Regions from separate parts of the Homo sapiens genome. Here regions 1 and 3 are each linked to region 2. The links are chromatin loops, found by intact Hi-C in ENCODE. Cell type or tissue: PC-3. All regions are shown on one strand.

Evidence for each region. Peaks named below come from ENCODE experiments on the same cell type or tissue, not always from the same donor. Only the 100,000 strongest peaks of a DNase experiment are listed, where the experiment ranks them.
Region 1: it touches region 2 in a loop (9-fold over the local background); 11 of 110 quality-filtered maps call a loop at or near these places.
Region 3: it touches region 2 in a loop (5-fold over the local background); 2 of 110 quality-filtered maps call a loop at or near these places.

What each region holds. Positions count from the first base shown.
Region 1 is chr12:86,911,462-86,919,461 of GRCh38, reverse strand. No RefSeq gene overlaps it. Among named protein-coding and RNA genes, the nearest start is that of MIR3059, 170 kb to the right of the region's middle. In PC-3, CTCF peaks have their summits at 4,327 and 4,532 (motif pointing right); a DNase peak (open chromatin) is centred at 4,531.
Region 2 is chr12:86,261,465-86,269,464 of GRCh38, reverse strand. LOC105369877 (a long non-coding RNA gene) reads right to left here and starts at 7,452. Exons shown (of 3, transcript XR_001749240.2): 1 at 2,117-7,452. It also overlaps a transcript of MGAT4C not described here. RefSeq lists an enhancer at 4,487-5,170. In PC-3, no CTCF peak of the experiment used is centred here; a DNase peak (open chromatin) is centred at 4,214; H3K4me3 peaks cover 1,533 bases; H3K27ac peaks cover 658 bases.
Region 3 is chr12:86,708,948-86,716,947 of GRCh38, reverse strand. It overlaps a transcript of MGAT4C not described here. Among named protein-coding and RNA genes, the nearest start is that of MIR3059, 32 kb to the left of the region's middle. In PC-3, no CTCF peak of the experiment used is centred here; a DNase peak (open chromatin) is centred at 4,417; H3K4me3 peaks cover 368 bases; H3K27ac peaks cover 1,920 bases.

The DNA of each region.
Region 1 (8,000 bases), 650 kb before region 2:
GATGGGGATGGCCTTGAATCTATAAATTACCTTGGGCAGTGTGGCCATTTTCACAATATTGATTTTTCCTACCCATGAGCATGGAATGTTCTTCCATTTGTTTGTATCCTCTTTTATTTCATTGAGCAGTGGTTTGTAGTTCTCCTTGAAGAGGTCCTTCACATCCCTTGCAAATTGTATTCCTAGGTATTTTATTCTCTTTGAAGCAATTGTGAATGGGAGTTCACTCATGATTTGGCTCGCTGTCTGTTATTGATGTATAAGAATGCTTGTGATTTTTGCACATTGATTTTGTATCCTGAGACTTTGCTGAATTTGCTTATCAGCTTAAGGACATTTGGGGCTGAGACGATGGGGTTTTCTAAATATACAACCATGTCATCTGCACACAGGGACAATTTGAATTCCTCTTTTCCTAACTGAATACCCTTTATTTCCTTCTTCTGCATGATTGCCCTGGCCAGAACTTCCAACACTATGTTGAATAGGAGTGGTGAGAGAGGGCATCCCTGTCTTGTGCCAGTTTTCAAAGGGAATGCTTCCAGTTTTTGCCCATTCAGTATGGTATTGGCTGTGGGTTTGTCATAATTAGCTCTTATTATTTTGAGATACATTCCATCGATATCTAGTTTATTGAGAGTTTTTAGCATGAAGTGCTGTTGAATATTGCCAAAGGCCTTTTCTGCATCTATTGAGATATCATGTGGTTTTGTCTTTGGTTCTGTTTATATGATGGATTACGTTTATTGATTTTTGTATGTTGAACCAGCCTTGCATCCCAGGGATGAAGCCCACTTGATCATGGTGGATAAGCTTTTAGATGTGCTGCTGGATTCGGTTTGCCAGTATTTCATTGAGGATTTTTGCATCGATGTTCATCAGGGATATTGGTCTAAAATTCTCTTTGTTTGTTGTGTCTCTGCCAGGCTTTGGTATCAGGATGATGCTAGCCTCATAAAATGAGTTAGGGAGGATTCCCTCTTTTTCTATTGATTGGAATAGTTTCAGAAGGAATGGTACCCACTCCTCCTTGTACCTCTGGTAGAATTTGGCTGTGAATCCATCTGGTCCTGGACTTTTTTTGGTTGGTAAGCTATTGATTATTGCCTCAATTTCAGATCCTGTTATTGGTCTATTCAGAGATTCAACTTCTTCCTGGTTTAGTCTTGGGAGGGTGTATGTTTACATTTTATCCATTTCTTCTACATTTTTCTAGTTTATTTTCTTAGAGGTGTTTATAGTATTTTCTGATGGTAGTTTGTATTTCTGTGGGATCAAAGGTGATAACCCCTTTGTTATTTTTTATTGCGTCTGTTTGATTCTTCTCTCTTTTCTTCTTTATCAATCTTGCTAGCGGTCTATCAATTTTGTTGATCTTTTCAAAAAACCAGCTCCTGGATTCATTGATTTTCGAAGGATTTTTTGTGTATTTATCTCCTTCAGTTCTGCTCTGATCTTAGTTATTTCTTACCTTCTGCTAGCTTTTGAATGTGTTTGCTCTTGCTTCTCTAGTTCTTTTAATTGTGGTGTTAGGGTGTCAATTTTAGATCTTTCCTGCTTTATCCTGTGGGAATTTATTGCTAGTAATATTCCTATAAACACTGCTGTATCTGTGTCCCAGAGATTCTGGTATGTTGTGTCTTTGTTCTCATTAGTTTCAAGCAACATCTTTATTTTTGCCTTCATTTCGTTATGTACCCAGTAGTCATTCAGGAGCAGGTTGTTCAGTGTCCATGTAGTTGAGCAGTTTTGAGTGAGTTTCTTAATCCTGAGTTCTAGTTTGATTGCACTATGGTCTGAGAGACAGTTTGTTACAATTTCTGTTCTTTTACATTTGCTGAGGAGTGAACTCAGCTCTGCACCAAGCAGACCTAATAGACATCTACAGAGCTCTCCACCCCAAATCAATAGAATATACATTCTTTTCAGCACCACACCACAGTTATTCCAAAATTGACCACATAGTTGGAAGTAAAGCACCCAAGAAGTCTTATTCCTGACCATAGGTACCTTTCTTTTTCTCAGTGAATTTACATTAGAAAATGTGTAATTGTAAGTACTTCCCATGCCCCTTTGAGGTGTAAATTCTTATAAAAGCCTCTTACCCTTGTGATAACCCAAGAATGTCTTTCTTAAGGACCTGGGAATCACCTCAGAAATGTAATCATCAAGGAAGAAAGCACCCCTATCTCTCAGTTTCTGTGGGAAAGTAGGAGCTTAACTTCGCCAGGTGCCTTGTCAAACTATATCCTGTCAGGAAGATAGTGGAAAGTTGACTTTTGTTTTGGGTAAAGTTAATTGGCAAATGTAAATTACCTGTGAGTTCCCACCCCAACTTTTACAAACTCTGTTCCCTTTGTGTAGCTGAGAATATAGCATGTATTTGTTACTAAGCTTTTTTTTTTTTTTTTTTTTTTTTTTGAGATGGAGTCTCGCTCTGTCGCCCAGGACGGACTGCGGACTGCAGTGGCGCAATCTCGGCTCACTGCAAGCTCCGCTTCCCGGGTTCACGCCATTCTCCTGCCTCAGCCTCCCGAGTAGCTGGGACTACAGGCGCCCGCCACCGCGCCCGGCTAATTTTTTGTATTTTTAGTAGAGACAGGGTTTCACCTTGTTAGCCAGGATGGTCTCGATCTCCTGACCTCATGATCCACCCGCCTCGGCCTCCCAAAGTGCTGGGATTACAGGCGTGAGCCACCGCGCCCGGCCTGTTACTAAGCTTTATGAACAATAAGGGATTAACACAATGTATAAAAATTTCATGTTAACAAAATTACATACAGTCACATCATCTAAAATTTTAGTCCTTCTAAATAAGGTAGCTATGAATAGTAAAAATTAAAAGTGATTATATTTCATATAAAATATTATAATTGAAAATTTTAAAAATGTAAATTGTAGCTACAGTATAAAGTTATATGAATGATATTCTGTCTTCTAATAATTGTATAAATAATAATCTATAATTAATGTGCTGACATTGTTTTTGGTCTGAGAATATTTCAGTTCAAGCACTTTTTTAAGAAAATAGGCCATATTTGTGTAAAGTTCTAGGTAACTTTTATATTTCAGAGTAACATTTTAAAAACAAATGTAAATAATTTACTCAGATTTTAACATGTTTGATTCAAATAACTAAAAAGTAATTATAAAGAGTCAAAATTTTATATTCCTGGATAATTTGAATTCAATTCTTTAGTTTTTAGGTAGAGAGGCTAAAACCTAGAAACTTTTGATTTTGTATTATTTGGAAAGCTATCCTTAAAAGTTGTGGAAATTTTTTGGCGGGGAGGAATGCTATATGTATACATACAAACTGTGCAAAAAATAGTTGCACAAACAACAAAGTAATACACAGCTTCACATACACAAATTATTCCTTTAATTTTTCTCTCCAGGGACTAAGAAATATAAAATATCTGCACATGGGTATTTTAATTATTTCCTTAATATGTTTGTCTTATAAACATTATTAGCTTTTATTTTAGAAAAAGCTTTTACTTTAAATGAGACAAAAATGACTTTAAGAGAAAGCAGATTTGATACACCTTAAAATTGTCTATTCATAGAAAAACATTTAAAAAAATGAATCATAAACACATACACAAGTGCACACAGACACATGTACATACGCACATGATAATCCTGAGTAGTCATTTTTCCATTGACAATGGCCATTTTTCTATCTTTTAAAACCTTTTGTAGGAGGATATGGGAGATATAACTTTGAAGAGTTTAAATGTTGAGTTATTTAGCTGCATTAAGTGTTTAATTGTATTTCAAGATGTTAGCTAAACAGAAACCCCTTGAAAACATTTTATTTAACATAAATGTATGACTCCCATAGTGGAAATTTTATTAGGACATTTGAAAGAACACCCTTAAAAGACTTTAAAATTATCTTAATAAAGGTGATCCAGATATTTTAATAAACTATTACAGTATACTCCTATTCTATTAAAACAGTTTTAAATTATCCATCTTAGAATGTGTAGGTGAGGGTAACTGAGGAGGTTAAATTAATCCTTCTAACTTCCTGGCTTCTATGAGATGAGGGGTTTTGCTTTCCTTTCAGTAATATTTGTAGGCAGAGTTTGTTTCTTAAACCCTATCCAGTTACATGGCCTTCCTGAAGACAGGACTCTGATGCTGTATCAGTCTGGTTTTCTGTATGGTATTTTCTTCTAGTCTTTCTTTAATAGTCCACGATCTTCATTCCCAGTTATTAGATCTTCTTAATTATAAATTCGTATTTCTTTAAGACATAAAAACCTGCTTTGATGTCTCTTGATTATCTGTAAGTATACTGACTGTATGCTGGGCTCTATCTTACGTATAAACTTTCTCCTGAAATCTGGTCTACTTATATTGTGTATAAGTACCTGCCTCACCCTTATTAACAGATCTAATTACTAGCTGACCCATCCTAATGTTTACTAAGCTGTAAGCTTCTGTTCTGACAGTCTCACTCCTTGAATTTTGCAAGCAACCCATAAGCAGACTATTGCCAAAGTGTGAAGAAATGTACCCAGTTGAGGGACCATGCAGTAGGGGGTGCTATGTCATAGAGAGAGAGGAAGACAGTGGAAAAACAGCTCCAATGCTAAAAAAGAGAATCTAAGAAATTCACCTGTTAATTAGCTCAATTTAGCCATTCTACAATGCATACATATTTCACAATAACATGTTGTACATACTAAATATATATAATTTTTATTTGTTGATTAAAAATTTACAAATAATAAAAAAAAATAATCTGTGCTTTAGGAAAGTAGGACATGTTACCAGGAAATAGAGATTTGTATACCTCGTAAAGCTGAGCAAAATACTATCACCATACTCCACTCATGAACCAGATAAAAGTTCAATCTCTACCAAAATTAAACATCAAAGTAGGGCCCTCATGTAAATAGAACACTAGAGGAATTCTAGCAATTGTGTCTCAGAATTGAAAAAGCCAGGGAAACGTTAATAGTGGAATTTTGACTCAAAGATTTCCATCATGACTAGACATGGACTGATAGACAAGTGTCCTGAGGATTTTCCTAAATTCAAAGCCAGTGTTTGAATGACCTGAGTTTAATGACCTAGAAGGCTGAAGGTACTTAGGAATGTAGAGGAGATGGGTTTGAGAAACATCCCAGCCATTCTCACCTTGCTCTGAAATTCCACAACTAATTTTGTTGGATATGTAGTTCCTAATTTTATAAAAGTGAATTATGATCTAAAAAATGTAGAGAAATTAATTTTTGATTTGTTTTGTTACCAAATTATACCCCAAACTGGTAGTCCTAGAAGCAATTGTTTCAAGTGGCTAATTTTATTTGATCATTCAGTCTGTGTGTACTAAGGATTTCTTTCTTATTTATGTATGTATGTATGTATTTATTTATTTATTTATTGAGATGGAGTCTCACTCAGTCATCCAGGCTGGAATGCAGTGGCACTATCTCAGCTCACTGCAACCTCTGCCTCCCAGGTTCAAGTGATTCTACTGCCTCAGCCTCCCGAGTAGCTGGGACTACAGGCATGAGCCACCATGTCCAGCTAATTTTTGTATTTTTAGTAGAGACGGGGTTTCACCATGTTGGCCAGGCTGGTCTTGAACTCCTGACCTCAAGTGATCCACCTGCCTGTGCCTCCCAAAGTGCCAGGATTACAGGTGTGAGCCACCGCACCCAGCTTGAACTAAGAATTTCTGAGTGTCCTTCTTTTATTTATCTTAATTGGAATTAAATACAAAGAGGACTGGGTGGTGAAGCAAAATGGAAGGAATTCTATAGCTTTCTGATAAAAGTAGATTCAATTTATTTTTAATTGATTTCTCTCTTTTAGTATGGAATCTTTGCCCAAAAGATCCAGATACTTAGGAAATATGACTTAAGAAGGCCTCAATCATATTCAAACTAGTATTTATTTCTATAATGTTAAAATAAAATTAATATTTAACAAATACTTTTTTCTTCCTTCTTGTATTAGTTTATTTTTGCACTGCCATAGAGAAATACCTGAGACTGGCTAATTTATAAAGGAAAGAGGCTTAATTGACTCACAGTTCTGCATGGCTGGGGAGGCCTGAGGAAACATACAATCATGATGGAAGATGAAAGGGAAGCAGGCACTCTCTTTACAAGGCAGCAGGATAAAGAGTGTGAGTGAAGGGGGAAGAAGAGGCACTTATAAAACCATCAGATATCCTGAGAACTCACTCTTACTATACTGCTCTCACTATACTGAGAACAGCATGGGGGAAACTGCCCCCATAATCCAATCACCTTCCTCCCTTGACACACAAGATTTACAGGTCCCTCCCTTGACACGTAGGTATTGCAATTCGAGATGAGATTTGGGTGGGCACACAGAGCCAAGCTATATCATTCCACCACTAACCCCTCCAAAATCTCATGTGTTTTCACATTTCAAAACCAATTGTGCCTTCCCAACAGTCCCACAAAGTCTTAACTCATTTCAGTGCTCACTCAAAAGTCCACAGTCCAAAGTCTCATCTGAGACAAGGTAAGTCCCTTCTACCTATAAACCTGTAAAATCAAAAGCAAGTTAGTTACTTCCTAAATACAATGTGGGTACAGGCATTGGGTAAATGCTCCCATTCCAAATAGGAGAAATTGGCCAAAGCAAAGGTGCTACAGGCCTCTTGCAATTCTGAAATCCAGTGGGGCAGTCATTAAATCTTAAAGCCCCCAAATCATCTTTAACTGCAGGTTTCATACCTGGAACACACTGATGTGAGGGATGGGCTTTCACAGCCTTGGGCAGTACCTTCATGGGCTGGCACTGAGTGCCTGTAGCTTTACCAGGAACACAGAGCAAACTGGTGGTAGACGTAAAATTTTGGGGTCTGGAGGATGATGGCCTTCTTCTCACAGCTCCACTAGGCAGTGTCTCAGTGGGGGCTCTGTGTGGGGGCTGCAACCCCACATTTCCCTCCCACACTGCCTTAACAGAGGTTCTACATGAGGGCTCTGCTCCTGCAGCAGACTTCTGCCTGAACATCCAGGCATTTCCACAAATCTTCTGAAATCTAGGCAGAGGTTTCCAAACCTCAATTTTTGACTTCGGTGCACCCACAGGCCCAACACTACATGGAAATCACAAAGGCTTGGGGCGTGTACCCTCTGAAGCAACAGCCTGAGCTGTACCTTGGCCTCTTTTAGCCATGGCTGGAGCTAGAGTCGCTGGGACACAGAGCACCAAGTCCTGAGGCTGCATACAGCAGTAGCCAGGCCCTGGGCCTGGCCCATGAAACCATTTTTCCCTTCTATACCTCCAGGCATGTGATGGGATGGGCTGTTGTGAAGGTCTCTGACATGCCCTGGAGATATTTTGCCCATTGTCTTGGTGATTAACTTTGGACTCCTCATTACATATGCAAATTTCTGCAGCTGGCTTGAATTTAGCCCCGGAAAATAGATTTTTTTCTACCACATGGTTAGGCTGCAAATTTTCCAAACTTTTATGCTTTGTCACCTCTTGAATGCTTTGCTGCTTAGAAATTTCTTCCACCAGACACCCTAAATCATCTCTCTCAGGTTCCAAATTCCACAGATCTCTAGGGCAGCAGCATAATTCTGCCAGTCTCTTTGTTAAAGCATAGAAAGAGTGATCTTTGCTCCAATTCCCAATAAGTTTCTCATCTGCATGTGAGACCAACTCAGCCTGGTTTTTGTTGTTTACATCACTATCAGAATTTTGATCAAAACCCTTTGACAAGCCTCTAGGAAGTTCCAAACTTTCCCAAATCTTCCTATCTTCTTCTGAACCTGTCTCCACCTATTCCAGCCTCTGCCTATTACCCAGTTCAAAAGTAGCTTCCACATTTTCAGGTTATCTTTATAGCTGTACCCTATTGTCCACAGTATCAATTTAGTGTATTAGTCCATTTTCACACTGTTATAAATGACTGAGACTGGGTAATTTATAATGAAAAGAGATTTAATTGACTCACAGTTCCACATGGCTGGGGAGGCCTGAAGAAACTT
Region 2 (8,000 bases):
TATGACTGTAGTTAAATTGGAATTTTCTTGACTACTGTCAAGAAATGTTAATAGAATTAAGGATCAGGACTACACTTATATAAATGACCAAAAGAAAAAAAAATAAACTTTACTTAAATATTTCTTGGAAATAAGTAGAAATGAGCCCATATCTCAGTATTATAATAAAGACAAATATGTAGATGAGGTAAGACCTATCTAAAGATATTCTAAGTGACATAATGATATAAAACACTTAAGCAGGTTATTTCCAAATAGATATAATTATAACAACTTTGTGCTCTACAATTTTTTGAAGAACTCATAAATATCTGCTGAAGGCCTATGAGGAGCTCACAACAATTAAATAAAATGTCATGAGGTTAGTGAAAACTCCACATAGTGTGAGAATTAAAAGAAAAGAATATATATATATATATATATATATATATATATATATATATATATATATGTAAGTATGAAAGAATATATACAAAAGGCAAATGAGATGTGTATGTGTGTGAGGGTGGGTTGATGGTGTTCGAAAGGGGTACTGTAATATCTCCTCTACTTGTTTTTCAGGCAAAAAAAAAACACCCTTTCTTTTTTATTTTAAATGTATATGCATAATTACTAAGAAGAAAAAAATGTGCCACTTTACTTTCTTTCAGAATAATAATATTTCTTGGTAAAAACTGAAATAAACAATAAAAATGAATTTATTGTTGGCAGAGCCAAAAAATACATGTGTATGTATGTGTGTGTGTATGTGTATATATATATATGTGTATATATATGTATATATGTATATATATATATATGTAGTTAATATCCTTTTGTTTGTTTGAGCAGTAAGCCAATTAAATAACTACAACAAAATATTTTATTAAGGTTGTATCTTCTCTTTACTAATGTTTTTAATGGACCCTTCAAAAATCTATGAGTCCGTAAAAGTATGGTAGATAGTAGGTTTAAAAGGGAAAAAATAAAGGTTTCAATATACATTCACTGAAGTGAAGAAGATGAAGAAAAAAAAATCCTTTATATATCATGTATTTTTCAATGTTTTTAAATCTATATGAGCAAAATTTTGACATAGTAAGTAACTCTTTTGTGATGGGCCAGTTGAATATATTAATACAATGAAGTGTGTAACAAAGAGATGGAGACCTGACAGCCAGAGTCCAAAGTCTGGCTTTCAATTAAGGATGTCTTTAGCTAAAAGACTTTGGGCTAGTTGACTAAAAATTTCATTTTTCACATCTGTAAAATTTGTAGGCTGAATGAGATGGTGAGATCAATAATTTCTAAGGCCATCAGTAGCTGTACAACTCCATAAGTCTGTAAGACTGATGAAAGCATTCTCCTTATGGCTTAAAAGAATTTATAATTCAAGGTTGACATACACAGCTATCTTTCTAAGCATCTTCTCTAATGAGATCCCTTGATACTTCAAATCTAACTTCACCCCAGGAATCTGGGGATGTCGCTATGAGTTTCAATATATTCTAATGCCACCAAAACCTATTTCTGTCCTACTGCCACTATGTTAGTCATATTTTGGTAAGAAAAATTAAATTAGAGTTACTCAGGAATTGCATTGCTTGTTTGCAATTGATACGTCTACATAATTCTATGAATTCCATATTATAAGTGAAAATCTGGTTCTAAGATCTTAACAATACTTCTTCCCAAATCAAGAGAAGTCTAAATTTTTACTTTAAAAATATGTTCATCTTTGCTCTGCATTTATTCAATGGTGTTCCAGTCTAGGCCTACTTACTAGCTTGTACTGACTTCAGATATTTTTATAACGTTCCATTCTCTTTATGGTTTATTTATTCCCCCCTTTATTGAATTACTACAGTCTAGTGCATATAAAAATATTTGAAAGAACAGCTGTGAATTAAAAAGACAGCTCTGAACTATACAGATTTAATAAATCTAAAATTTTATTTAAAATTTATAAATTCTTTGTTTCTTTCTGTCTGTTTTTGCGTCTTGGTAGAATTTTGAAGTGGTGCCACTTGATTCCTTTCTCCTCTTCCTTTGTGTAATTGCTTTACTAGTGATCTGTATAATTTCAGGTGTCTTCATGATGGTGAACATCTACCTTTCACTTCCAAGTTTAAGATACCTTTGAGTGTTGCTTGTAGGTCCCGTCTAGTGGTGATGAATTCCCTCAGCATGGAAATGCAGCCTACCAAAATCTGTGAGATACAGCAAAGCAGTGCTAAGAGAGAACTTTATAGCTTCAATATCTGCATTAAAAAAGTAGAAAGATTACAAATTAACAATCTAATAATACACTTGAAGGGACTAGAAAAGCAAAAACAAACCAAAACTGCAGAAGAAAAGAAATAACAAAGTCAGAGCCGATCTAAATGAAAAAAGACCAAAAAAAAATTACAAAAGATAAAACAAAACTAGATTATTTGAGTAGACAAACAAAACTGATAAACTAACCAATAAGAGACAGGAGACAATAAAAGTAGAATCAAAAGTGAAAAAGGAGATATGAAATATAAAAGATCATTAGAGAATATTATGAATAACTATATACTCACAAACTAAAAAGGCTAAAGGAAATAGATAAATTCCTGGAAACATGCATCTTCCTAAGATTGAACCAAGAAAAAATTTAAAAACCTGAGCAGGCCAATAAACAGCAGCAAGATTGAGTCAGTAATAAAAAAAAAAATCTTTCAACAAAGAAAATCCCAGTGCCAGATGGATTTACAGCCAAATTCTACCAAAGGTATGAAGAACTAATAGCAATCCTTCTGAAACTGTTCAAAAAATTGAGGAAGAGGGAATTTTTTCTAACTCATTCTAGGAGGCCATTATCACCTTGATACCAAAACCAGACAAGGACACAATCACAACAACAAAACTCCAGAACAATATCCCTTATAATCATAGACACAAAATTTTCAGCAAAATACTAGCAAACCAAATACAACAGCATATCAAAAAGATAATACACCACAATAAATTCGGTTTTACACCAGGGATGCAAAGATGATTAAACATATGCTGACCAGTAAATATGATACAGTATATAAACAGAATGAAGGACAAAAACCCTATGATCATCTCAATAGATGCAAATAAAGCACTTGATAAAATTCAACATATTTTCATGATAAAACCCTCATTTAACTAGGCATTGAAGGAACATGCCTCAAAATAATAAATGTCATATATGACAAACCCATAGCCAATATCATACTGAATTAGGAAAAGTTGAAAGCACTTCCCCTAAGAACTGGAGCAAGACAAGAATGCCCGCTTGCACCACACCTATTCAACATAGTACTAGAAGTCCTAGCCAGAGCAACAAGGCAAGAGAAAGAAATAAAAGGTATACAAACTCGAAAAGAGCAAGTCAAGTTATCTTTGCTTATTTAAGATATAATCTTACAGGTGGAAAAACCTAAAAATTCTAGAAAAAGCTCTTAAATTTGATAAATGAATTCAGTAAACTTGAAGGATACAAAAAAGCATACAAAAATCAGTAGTGTTTCTATGGACCAGCAACAATTTAGCTGAGAACCAAATCAAGAAGGTAATCTCATTTACAATAGCTACAAAAATAAATATAAATACCTAAGAATATATTTAACCAAGGAAGTAAAAGATCTTTGGTGAAACACTGATGAAAGAAATTGTAGATGACACAAATAAAAAATATCCCAAGCTCATGGACTGGAAACACAAATATCATTAAAATGACCATACTTTCATTGAATCTGCGGATTCATTGAAATCTATATCAAAATACCAATGTCATTTTTCACAGAATTAGATAAAGCAAACCTAAAATGTATATGAAACCAAAAAGACCCTGAATGGCCAAAGTGATCCAAAGCAAAAGGAAAAAACCTGGAGGTATCACATCGCCTGACTTCAAATTTTATTACAAGGCTTAGAACAACGTGGTACTGGTATAAAAAACAGGCACGTAAATCAATGGAACAGAATAGAGAACCCGGAAATAAAGTCACATACTTATAGCCAACTGGTATTTGACAAAGTAAACAAGAATACACATTGGGGAAAGGACACCCTTTTCAATAAACAGTGGTGGGAAGATTGAATGGCCACATGAAGAAAAATGAAACTGTCACAGGATCCTTGGGGTGTTGTTTCGCCAGCTGGGAACCTCTGTGGCTGGTGACGCTTTTGCCTGAGTTTTGCTCGGGCCTGCTGGGCTCGTTCTGCCTGTTTTGGCCTGGCAGGCTGCGCTTGGCTCGCGCTACTGGCCTGGATGTCACACCTGACATGGGTGAGCCAGGCGTGGAGCAGTGAGGGATGTATGAGGGAGCGAGGTGGGGTCTGGCCACTGCGCACAGCCAGGCATGCCGGCTGGGGGTCGGGGGGTGGGGCAGCTCCAGGTGCCCGCACGGGTGCCGGCTCCCTGTGAGGCTGCGGCTAGACCAGGCTTACTGCAAGCAGCTTCCATGGCTGGCACCAGGGAACGCAGTAGCGCCCAGAAGATTGGAGATGCCAGGAACCGCAGAGCCCCAAAGAGGGTGTCACAGCCCATGCTCGTCAGTGCCCAAAATCCAGAGAGGGCTGAGGCGGCAGGGGCCTGATGTGTCAGCACTGCCCCAAGAGTGGGCACAGCCGACTGGGTTTGTGACAGCACCTGGGCTTGGCCTCAACTTTGCTCTGAGATCGGAGAGGGCGCCGGGAGAGGCCAGGCAGTGAGAGCAGGCACTTCTGAGCCTGCTGGGGCAAGGGGCTGCTTCCCGGGCCCGGAGAGTGCAGAGATGCTTGGGTCCGTAGCCATGGCTTGGGCGGCTGTAGCTGCACCCCAGGAGGCGGGGACCCTGCCTGTCCCTGGCCCCCAAGAGCACAGAAATGCCCGGGTCCGCACACACAGCTGGGTGGCTGCAGCTTCACCTGGGAAGCAGGAGGCTCCTGCCCAGCTAACTCGGAAGGGGGCGGGACTTCCACCTGTTCCTTGCTTCCCTTGGCTCTGTGGAGTGCGCAGCCCCCTCCCCGCCTCCCCCGCTGCAGCCCGCGTCTTCGCAGTGGCAGCTCCAGACGGGCCTCTCCTGCAATCAAAACGGGGCCCTCAAACAACAAAAACAAACAAACACGGCTCCTATCCCCTATCTCTCACCATATACAAAAATAAATTAAAAATATATCAAAGACATAAACATAAGACTTGAAGCTATAAAAATACTAGAAGGAAACCTAGGAAAAACTCATTTGGATATTGGTCTAGGCAAATAATTTATGACTAAGACCTCAAAAGTACACGCAACAAAAATAGACAAACTGAACTTAAACTAAAAAGCTTCTGCACAGCAAAAGAAACAATCAACAGAGAGAGCTGACAACCTGTTGAACGGGAGAAAATATTTGCAGACTATGCATTTGGCAGGGGACTAATATCCAGGATGTAGAAAGAACTCAAATAACCCACCAACAACAACCCCCCACCCCAAAACAAGTAATCCAATTAAAAAGTGGGCAAAATACATTAATAGACACTTCTCAAAAGAAGACATACAAATGACCAATAGGTATATGAAAAAATGCTCAACATCACTAAGCATCTGAAAAATGCAAATTAAAAGCACAATGAGATATAATATGCCTGTCAAAATGGCTATTAGAAAGACAAAAAATACCAGATTTTAGTGAGAATTTAGAGAAAAGGGAACTCTCATATACTGTTGGTGGGAATGTAAATTAGTACAAGCTTTATGGACAACAGTATGGAGATTTCTTGAAGAACTAAAAGTATAACTACAATTTCATACAGCAGTCACACTACTGGGTATCTCCCCAAAAGAAAAAAGATCAATGAATCAAAAAGATATCTGCACTGATAGGCTCATCGCAGCACTATTTATAGTAGCAAAGACATTGAATCAACTTAAGTGTCATCAATAGATGATTGAATAAAGAAAATTTGGCATATATACACAATGGAGTACTATTCAGCCAAAAAAATATGAAATTATGACATTTGCAGCAACATGGACAAAATTGGAGGACATTATCTGAAATGAAATATGTCAGACACAGAAAGACAAATATTGTGTATTCTCAGTCATAAGTGGACATACAAATGTAGAAACATGGACATAGAGAGTATAATGATAGATAATAGTGACTCAGAAGGGTGACAGGATGAGATAGAGTGGGTGAAGAGAAATTACTGAATGGGTATAATGTAAAGTATTTGGGTGATAGATACCCTAAAAGCCTTGAATTGACCTCTTTGTGATGGATGCATGTAACAAAACTGCACTTGTATCCCGTAAATTTACACAAATAAAAATTTAGAATATTTGTTTGGCTCTTCCAATCTAGACCCATATCACTGATCTTTGGTTTCATCTACCAATTTATGGGGTTACAACCCCATAATTACATTTGAAATTACATTTGAAAAAGAAATGTAAGTTACATTTGGAAAAGAAAGCTTTCACCTTTATATAGTAGGGTAAAAATCACTCTTTTAATAGAAAATATATAAAATAAAACCTTTTAAACAAATGACAAAGTTTTTACAGTCAACATTACTATATCTAGGAATAAAGTTGAAAAATATTCCATATGGAAATCCAGTCGGTCAAAAATTTTGGAAGTACAAATAATAAGTAAAATATTTTAGTAAGTGCTAGAAAACATATTAAAATGGCTTATCTTTTCTCTAATTCTGACTGCAGGCAGAAATTACCTTTAAAAGGTTTATCAAATACAAGTGATGTTTAAAATTAGAAAATTAAAAATAAATTCCAATTTCATGCCAAAGTTTTTAATATGCATATTTTGTGTAGTATACTAGAATATCTATATATGAATGTACTCTAAAAATGAATCATATGCCTAAGAGAGTAAGCAAAAGCAGACAGAATGTCTGCTTTCAAGAACCTAGTGGAAGATACAAACATCTTAAAAGTCACAGAAGTAAATCTATTGCAATGATAAATGCAACAAAAGAGAGCTATCAGGATATAAGGTCACTTAAAGAGATTTGATTTAATAAGCTAGGCAAGAATGACTTCTTTGAAAAGGGATAGCTGATCTGGAATGAGTAGAGACACCTAGATAAAAAGAAAGATGGCATGCATAGAAAAGTATTTAGAATAGAAAGCATATGCAAAGAGCCTGTGGCTGAAAGATACAATATGACTATGAGTGACTGATAGATTCAAATGGCTTGACATGTGAGAATAAGGAGTAATATGAAAGGAAGAATGGGTAGAAAGCATTCCAGGTAGAAACAACTGTCTGGATATATGAACATGCTCTGTAACAAAATAAATTATGGAAGAAATGGGACTGAAACTTGTCATTTGCGATGGAGAAGAGAGAAACACAACAGTGAGATGAGAAGGCTAGTGGAAGGTAAGGCTAGAGAGATTGTGGTCAGATCATACAGGACATTGTAAACTATATTAAATTTATGCCTAGTGTTCTAATATTGGAACGCTAAGCATGTGGGAGTTATTTATATCCTACTGCTCAATGTCATAGCCAAGATCTGATTGCAAAAATTCAAAAAATTGCAACCTGAGGCATAAATGGGTTAAAGGGGTTGCCTTTCTCCTTATAAGAACAAGAACTTCTGAAGGATTTTAAACAAGGCATGAATGTGGTGGGGGAGGGATGTTAAGAGTTTCCTTCATTTACATTCTGTAATGTGATTCTTACTTCCCTTCACTGTAATTCTTACTTCCTTACAAGGCAGAGTGAAACCCCAAGGTACAACACACTTCTGGTATGCTCTCAATTAATCATGAACTCCATTACACCTAATCAATTCAAGATGATTCAGAAGGTACTTGAGTGCCTTGATATGCCTCTTGGTCTTGGTTGTGCATATTGAAAATCAATAGAGTACGATAGATACACGGGTTGCAAAATATTGGTCTGAATCAGTCATGACATTATTATATATCTTAAAAGTTACTTTTCTCAGGAAATTGCTTCTAATAGCTTGCTGATGTTTTTTTACTAATTCAAATGAGGAACAGAAATATTTGACATTT
Region 3 (8,000 bases), 450 kb before region 2:
GATTATAGTATATAGTGCTAGGAGGTAGGAAGAATCAACTGCATATTTCAAGGGCAGGGAATACCCGAACTCTCCCAAAACTAGCATACTTTTGTTTACAGTGGAAGTCTAGGTAAACTAGTGTCTTATCCCCATCTCAACTTAACTTTCAAATATATGAAACATTATCTTTCACTTGGTAACTGGCATCTCCCTATTATAAGGCATGTATCTGTCATCAGTTGACAGCTACCACTTATCAGAGGAATAGGACATTTGTTGCACAGAGCATTCAAATATATTAAAGCCATTTTTCTCCTTTCTACAAATTTTGTATAGTGCAATGACATATGAATCAATTGGCAAACTATTAATAACTTCTCAATGAGTTTACCCCCTTCATTTTTCAGAAGGGAAAGGAATTGAAGAGCTGAATAGATCCAGCATGCCAGTACATTTACCCTTTTACTGCTTTTCATTTTAAAGTTACTATCTTTTTTGCAAGGGCAAGATACTAAATGAGATGATTTATATTTTTTCATGTTTGCTTTCAAAGATTAATGAACACCACCAAAAGGAATAAAAAAAGATAATATTAGGTAGGGCCAACATATGAAGCAGAGGCAGTAGTTAATATATAAACTAAAATTGCACTGTTGTCCACCAAAATGGTTTATTTCTTAATTTTTATGTTTATTTGAATTAATTTGGCACAAATTCAGTAGTTTTAATTAATAGTAAATTAATAGTTTGTCCTGTTTAATGTTTATATGTACCTCCTGTATGGGATGACTGATGGTTTATAAACACCTTTGGCAATTAGTGGGCAGTTTACTGTATCTTTTGGAAAACCAGTGGGACTATTTTTCACAATAGTAACAAACAAAATACAACATACCAACATATTATATAGTTATCTGCCTGAAACAACACATCTTACATTATGAGTAGATTAACTAATCTCAGGTGGATAAATTGAAGCAAATAATAGCACAATTTCTAGTTTTGTTTGCTCTTTCCTTTTCAGTAGCACAATTTCTAGTTTTGTTTGCTCTTTCCTTTTCAGAAACACAACAAAACTACTTGATTTGAAAGTACATTTTTGTAAAAGCCCAATATTTTCCCTTTTGAAATTTAGGTAACATGATTACTAAACTTTAACCATTCATACACAGAATAATAATCTAAAACTGATGCTGATCTAAGACATCAAATAAGTCTAGCTAAAGCATATTATAGTGACAGAGTAAAAGGAGTAGACTTCCTTAGCTGTGTGTACAGTAAATATTGCTTAGGACAAGAAAAGAGCACAAGAATAATGCTTAAGAGCCTAAGTGTAGAAATCTGTCAGCTTTGCGATTGAAGCTTGGGTCTTAAATTTTTTTGTTCTGTGATTATGCCTTGATGTTTGCACAAACCACAACATGGAGCAAGATTGACTCTCTAAAAGTTTAAACTTTTTACTCAAGTATAATATACATACAGAAAAACATACAGCTTGGTAGTTTGCACAAACACCAAACAATAATATAATCAGCACCCAGATCAAGAAACAGAGCATAACCAACAGCCAGAATCTTCCCTTATGCTCCTCACCCATCAGCTACTGCCACTCCCTCTCCAAGAATAGCTTCTACTTTAATTTCTAAGTGTACAAATTAGCATGCTTGCTTTTTTGTTTCTGTTTTCTTGGTATGGTAGTTTACTTTAAGAAAAAAATTACAAAGTATGTTTAAGTAATAGAAAAGACAGCTGTTATAACTGAAATTCAGATTCTTGAAAACTTGTTTAAAAGATTTTGTGTGGGGATAAACATGCCTGAATAAATTAGTTTTATTGTTATATCATTACCCACTTTTAAAAGTAAAGGGCTATTTAGGAATTATATATAATTATACAAAGTTTGAATTAAACATAACGAGATAAGTTTCCATGTGACATGGTGAAATTATCACAACTTCTAATTATTTCTCAAATATGCTGTATGTTATGAAGTGAACTTAAGAAAAGTTTCTGTTCATTTATGGTTAAAGCCCTCTTTTTCTAACTCCTCATATAATAGCTATTATTGTTTTAATATCTTCTTAAATAATTTCTCTCTTATTCTCGTTACATCTTTCTTCTACCCTTTCTTCCTTCCTACTTTAATTCTTTCCTTCCTTCCTTCCTTCCTTCCTTCCTTCCTTCCTTCCTTTTTCCCTTCCACCTCTTTCCTCACTCCTTCTCTGTATTATTCCATTTTCACACTACTGATAAAGACATACTGGAGACTGGGTAATTTATAAAGAAAAAGAGGTTTAATGGACTCACAGTTCTGCATGGCTGGGAAGGCCTCACAGTCATGGTGGAAGGCGAAAGGTATGTCTTACATGGTGGCAGGCAAAGAGCAAATGAAGAGCCAAGTGAAAGGAGTTTCCCCTTATAAAATCATCAGATTTTGTGAGACCTATTCACTACCACAGGAACAGTATGGAGGAAACCACCCTCATGATTCAATTATCTCCCACCGGGTCCCTCCCACAACACGTGGGAATTACAGGAGCTACAATTCAAGATGAGATTTGGGTGGGGACACAGCCAAACAATATCATTCTCTGCCTCCCTGCTTTGTATGTATTTACTGTAAATTAACCACATGTCAAATACTGAGGTAGACACTGAGAACATAACACAAGAACATTAGTATACTTGTCTTCAAAGTGCAACTTATATATGGAGGTAGAAGAGACTTAAGCCAACAAAAAAGTGAAATGCTAACCTGCATTTTGGTAAAAATACTGAAGTATTTTCTCTCTGTCTTTATTTTGTCCCTTAATTTCCATAATTGGAATAGATGTCCTTTATCCATTCAATGGATGCCTATCAGATTTAGCTTTCTATAAAAATTTCAAGTTAAATTTTTGTTAAGATGATAATAAAATTTAGTGCTGTTGCTTCCTATATGAAATTTCTGCAATGCTCGTGAGGACTCACATGATGCAATAAAACATACTATGTGCAAACCATTTTCTAATATGCTTCTAGCATACCTGTCTACATCACAGGCCAATATAATAAATGTTTAAAATATGAATTAATAACTAAAGGGGGCTCTGAATTACATAATAATGTAATACATAAGTCCGTAGGTGCTGAGGCCTAAAGTCAAATCTTTTCTCCTTCACTTTCAAGCTATGGGACTTTGGAAAAGTTACTAAAATTATTCAAGCCTCAGATTCCTCATCCTTAAAATAGAGATATCAATGGTGCTGACTTCATAGGAGTTTTTAAGAAAATAAAATGAACTCATATATATAAAACTACTAATACATTGTAAAAGCTCAGAAAATAGTTTAGCTAATGTTTTTGCATTCATAACTATTCATTTCCTAACTTTACTCAATATTTTCATGAAACTATCCTTTCTTGTAGCATATAGTCTTCAAAAAGTTAAAAATACATATCTTTACTATAGAGGTAGAAGCCCTTATAATTCCACAAATATTAATTTTATAATATTAATTTATAACAGATGCATTCATTATGATGTGAGAACCCAAAAAGATGAATGAATATTTTCAGAATAAGATGATACATCCTCAGAGGGTAGGGTCACCCTAATAGTTGTTGGTTGAATGTTCAACAGCTGTTTGAACATATTGTCATTTGGGAGAAAAAAGAACCAATTCATCAAAATCAACAGTACTCACAGAGGGAGTTGTACAGTCTCATAGCTACCTTTATATCAAATCTACTCTTTAAAAAACAACATGTAAACCATCTGTTATACATAAGAAGACACAAGTTAACAGTAACACTGTTATTTTCAACATAAGTGGAATCCCTTAATGTAATTGTATAAATAGCATGGTGTGTGTGTGTGTGTGTATGTGTGTGCAGCCTTATGTATTTGAGTGGAACAATTCCATAACGATTAAATAGAATCAAAACTGGGTCTACAGACAGTTTCAGAATAAATAGTAGAAAATTGCAGATGGACTAAAATGTCACAATGCTAAACTTTTAACAAAATTTCTATCCATGAAATGATTTTATCAATGCTTATTACTCGTCTTATAGGGGAAGGATGGCTTTTTGTTTTCTGGCTTAATGTTATAAATCGATAGGTATTGGGTGGTGGAAAAATATAGACTCTGTTAGAGAATGGAGCCAGAGGAGGCAAAATTGTCTACAATCGGCAGCTACCTTTTATGTGTGAACTCAGTAGAGCTTTTCCTTCCTGGTACCTGACTTGAGACTATAAGCACCCTGGCTACTCGATTCTCACCTTCCTCAAAATTAATTTTGTTTCTACTGTGGCTAGAAGATGAACATATTTTTAAAAACTCAAGTTAGTGATTCATGCTAAAGAAAACAAGCCAGTTTTCAAAAATAATAGTTTCGTCATGAGTCACAGTGACATCAGATGGCATAAATGCTTTGTCAAGTGGATCTTACTCAAGAGATTCCAGCATCCCCTAAATGACTCATTGCTCTTGTGCTGATAAAACACAGCCCAGCATATTTCTTTCCCCACGTTTTTTGAGTTTCTCCTGTTGACTTATACAAACTGTCTGAAGTTTTTCTTATTTTTTATGGTTAGTCATTGATTATGTTATTCATGGATCGAGAACTGATAAACATCTTAATTTCAGAAAACACTTTCTTGCTCCCTATGCCATCCTTTTATATATTTTTTTGAGTTGGAATGTTGTATTTTATTGTTGCAGGGTAAAGAAGCATAAATTCTGTATGTATACATTCCAAAAATATTTCAACTTTTAAAAATTGTGGATATCTTTTAAATATAAGTTTATAAGTTATTTATTCTCCAAACGTATCTTTTATTACAATATTAAATTTATTATCTTCTCATTTAATAAATAAATGAAATGGGAAACTGCCACAAATTTAGAATCTAAAGGGTTTATTGTATATGCAGGTACTTATCTAACATAAGAAATCATCACCAGCACATGGCAATATATCAAAATTGAAATCCTCTCCATTTAAAATTGTAGTCTGCTCCCAGGGCAGGACAGATTTTGTGGGCATATGATCTGTGCAGTTAAACAGTCCCCACAGTTAAAAGGTCATCATGGTTTATGGCTCTGCTGTTGCTGTTTTGAAATTCTTAATAATTGTTAACAAGGGGTTTCACATTTTCATTTTGCACTGGGTCATTCAAATTGTGTGTCTGGCTCTGATACAAAACAACACAAATATGAGACATATTAAATTCTTCGTTTTTGTGTAATTTAATATATTAGCAATTTAATTTAAAAATATCAGCTTAATAACTAAATTTGTGAGATGAAAGTCTATCTTGTTTTCATATTTTTTTCTTCCATTTATCCTTTATTCCAAATTAATAGAGATCTTATACTACTGAACTAAAAAAGTTGTACTACTTAAAAGAAAAAACAATATAAGAACCAAAAACCAATTTTTAATTAGTGTTAACAGTGTAGTGACCATCTATACACAAAATCTTAAGTACACATTTGTGATTATTTCCAAAACTATGCGGTAGATCTGTTTTGGTATACTGACTGAATCCTCTTTATTGGGCCAATGTGCCCATCTCCCCGTAAATATGAGTGTTGGTTCCTAATGTTCAACTTTAGCCCTTCCCCAGCTCCTGGTACTGGCAGCTAAGATGGCATCTCAGGAGCGCCAGGTACAGACTTTACCTTAGATGAATCTTTACCCCCTTTTGGCTCTTTCTCTATTCCCATACTGTTTCTCTTCCTACATTGAGTCAATAAATTATTAGTATTATTTTATAACTAATTTATATTTTTATTTCAAATTTTTGGGGGGTACACGTGGGTTTTGGACACATGGATGTTCTTTCGTGGTGATTTCTGAGATTTTGGTGTACCTGTCACCCGACCAGTGTACACTGTACTCTATATGTAGTCTTTTATCCCTCAATCCCCTCCCACCCTTCCGCATCTAAGTCCTCGAAGTCCATTATATCATTCTTATGCATTTGCATCCTTATAACTTTGCTCCCATTTGTAAGTGAGAACATATGATATTTGGTTTTCCGTTCCTGAGTTACTTCAGTTAGAATAATGGTCTTGAGGTCCATCCAAGTTGCTGCAAAAGACATTAGTTTATTCCTTTTTATGGCTAAGTAGTATTTCATGGTGTATATATACCACATGTTCTTCATCCACTCGTTCGTTGATGGGCAGTTAAGTTGGTTCCATATTTGCAATTGCGAATTGTGCTGCTATAAACATTTGTGTGCATGTGTCTTTTTCATATAATGACTTTTTTTCCTTTGGGTAGATACCCAGTAGTGGGATTGCTGGATCGAGTGATAGTTCTACTTTTAGTTCTTTAAGGAATCTCCATATTGTTTTCCCTAGTGGTTGTATTAGTTTACACATTCCCACCAGCAGTGTAAATTGTTCCCGTTTCACCACATCCAGATGAAAATTAAGTCCACAATGAGATGCCACCTTACTCTTGAAGAATGGCCATAATTAAAAAGTCAAAAGAGTCAATAAATTATTACAACCAAATCTCTTCTCAGGCTTGATTTCTAATTTAAGTCAAACATGCACTTAAGAAAATGTAAGTGTTATGGAAGCTGATGTAAGACAACTCATATCCCTGGAAGTGGAACCAGAGACAATGATGAATAACTTTAAAGAAATTGCTTACTAGAAAGGTTGCACAATAATATCATACTTCCCACCTCAGAGGTTCAAGGGTATTTACTACATCTTTATCAGCATTGACTGTGAATGTGCAAAAAAAGAAGAGGGGTGGCCATTTTGATAGTGAAAACAGACATCTTGCTTTCAGTGTAATTTACTATACTTCAATGACTAGTGAAGTTGGAAGGTTTCTAATATGTCTATTGACAATTCTTATGAGTTCTTCAGATTTTTATGGGGATAGAAGTAGAAATTAGTATTATTTATTCCATCATAAAAATAATGATCTCATAATCACCTTTATTTGAAGGACAATATTATGAAGGTTAGTGATTAATAACTCTTAGTTGTCTCTGAGAACAGAAAAAAGTAACTGGCCTCAACTCGAAGAACAAAGACATTTTTGTGTGTATACAAGAATTTTATGCCATCCAAGAGTATTAGCACAAATAAATAAAGGCAATTTGTAAATTTTTTCCCTGAAAATCTAAAAAACAAGAAAACTATCTCTTCAGGGTGATTATAATTAGGTCTATGAGACTCTCAAGGTCCCTTTAGTGATTCAGAATCTATAGTTAGAAATACTTATTTTAAAATGTTCAGGCAGAGAGGGAAGGTTCCTGCTTTTAATCCCAGCACTTTGAGAGGCCAAGGTGGGGGGATCACTTGAGACCAGGAGTTTGAGACCAGCCTCAAATATAATATCTATAAAACATACATACATACATACATACATATGTAAAATAAAAGTTTTCAAAACATAATCACAAATCTTCTATATATGCTTACAGTAAAAAAAATGTTTCTTAGGTATATAAATTTCAAGATTTTTTTCTAATACTTTGAGTCTAAGTACAAAAGTGACCTGATTGTGATAATTTTATTACATAAATGCTAGAAATACAAAATAAATAATAAAGATTTGTATTAGTACATTTTTACACTGCTGATAAAGACATACCTGAGACTGGGCAATTTACAAAAGAAAGAGGTTTAATGGACTTACAGTTCCACGTGGCTGGGGAAGCCTGACAATCATGGTGAAAGGTAAAGAGGAGCAAGTTACGTCTTACATGGATGGCAACAGGCAGGAGAGAACTTGTGCAGGGAAACTTCCCTTATAAAACCATCAGATCTCGTGAGACTTATTCACTATCACAGGAACAGAATGGGAAAGACCTGTCCCCATGATTCAATTACCTCCCACTGGGTCCCTCTCAAAATTCAAGATGAGATTTGGGTGGGGACACAGCCAATTCATATTATTCTGCCCCTGGCCCCTCCCAAATCTCATGTCCTCACATTTCAAAACTAATCATGCCTTCCCAACAGTTCCCCAAATCTTAACTCATTTCAGCATTAACTCAA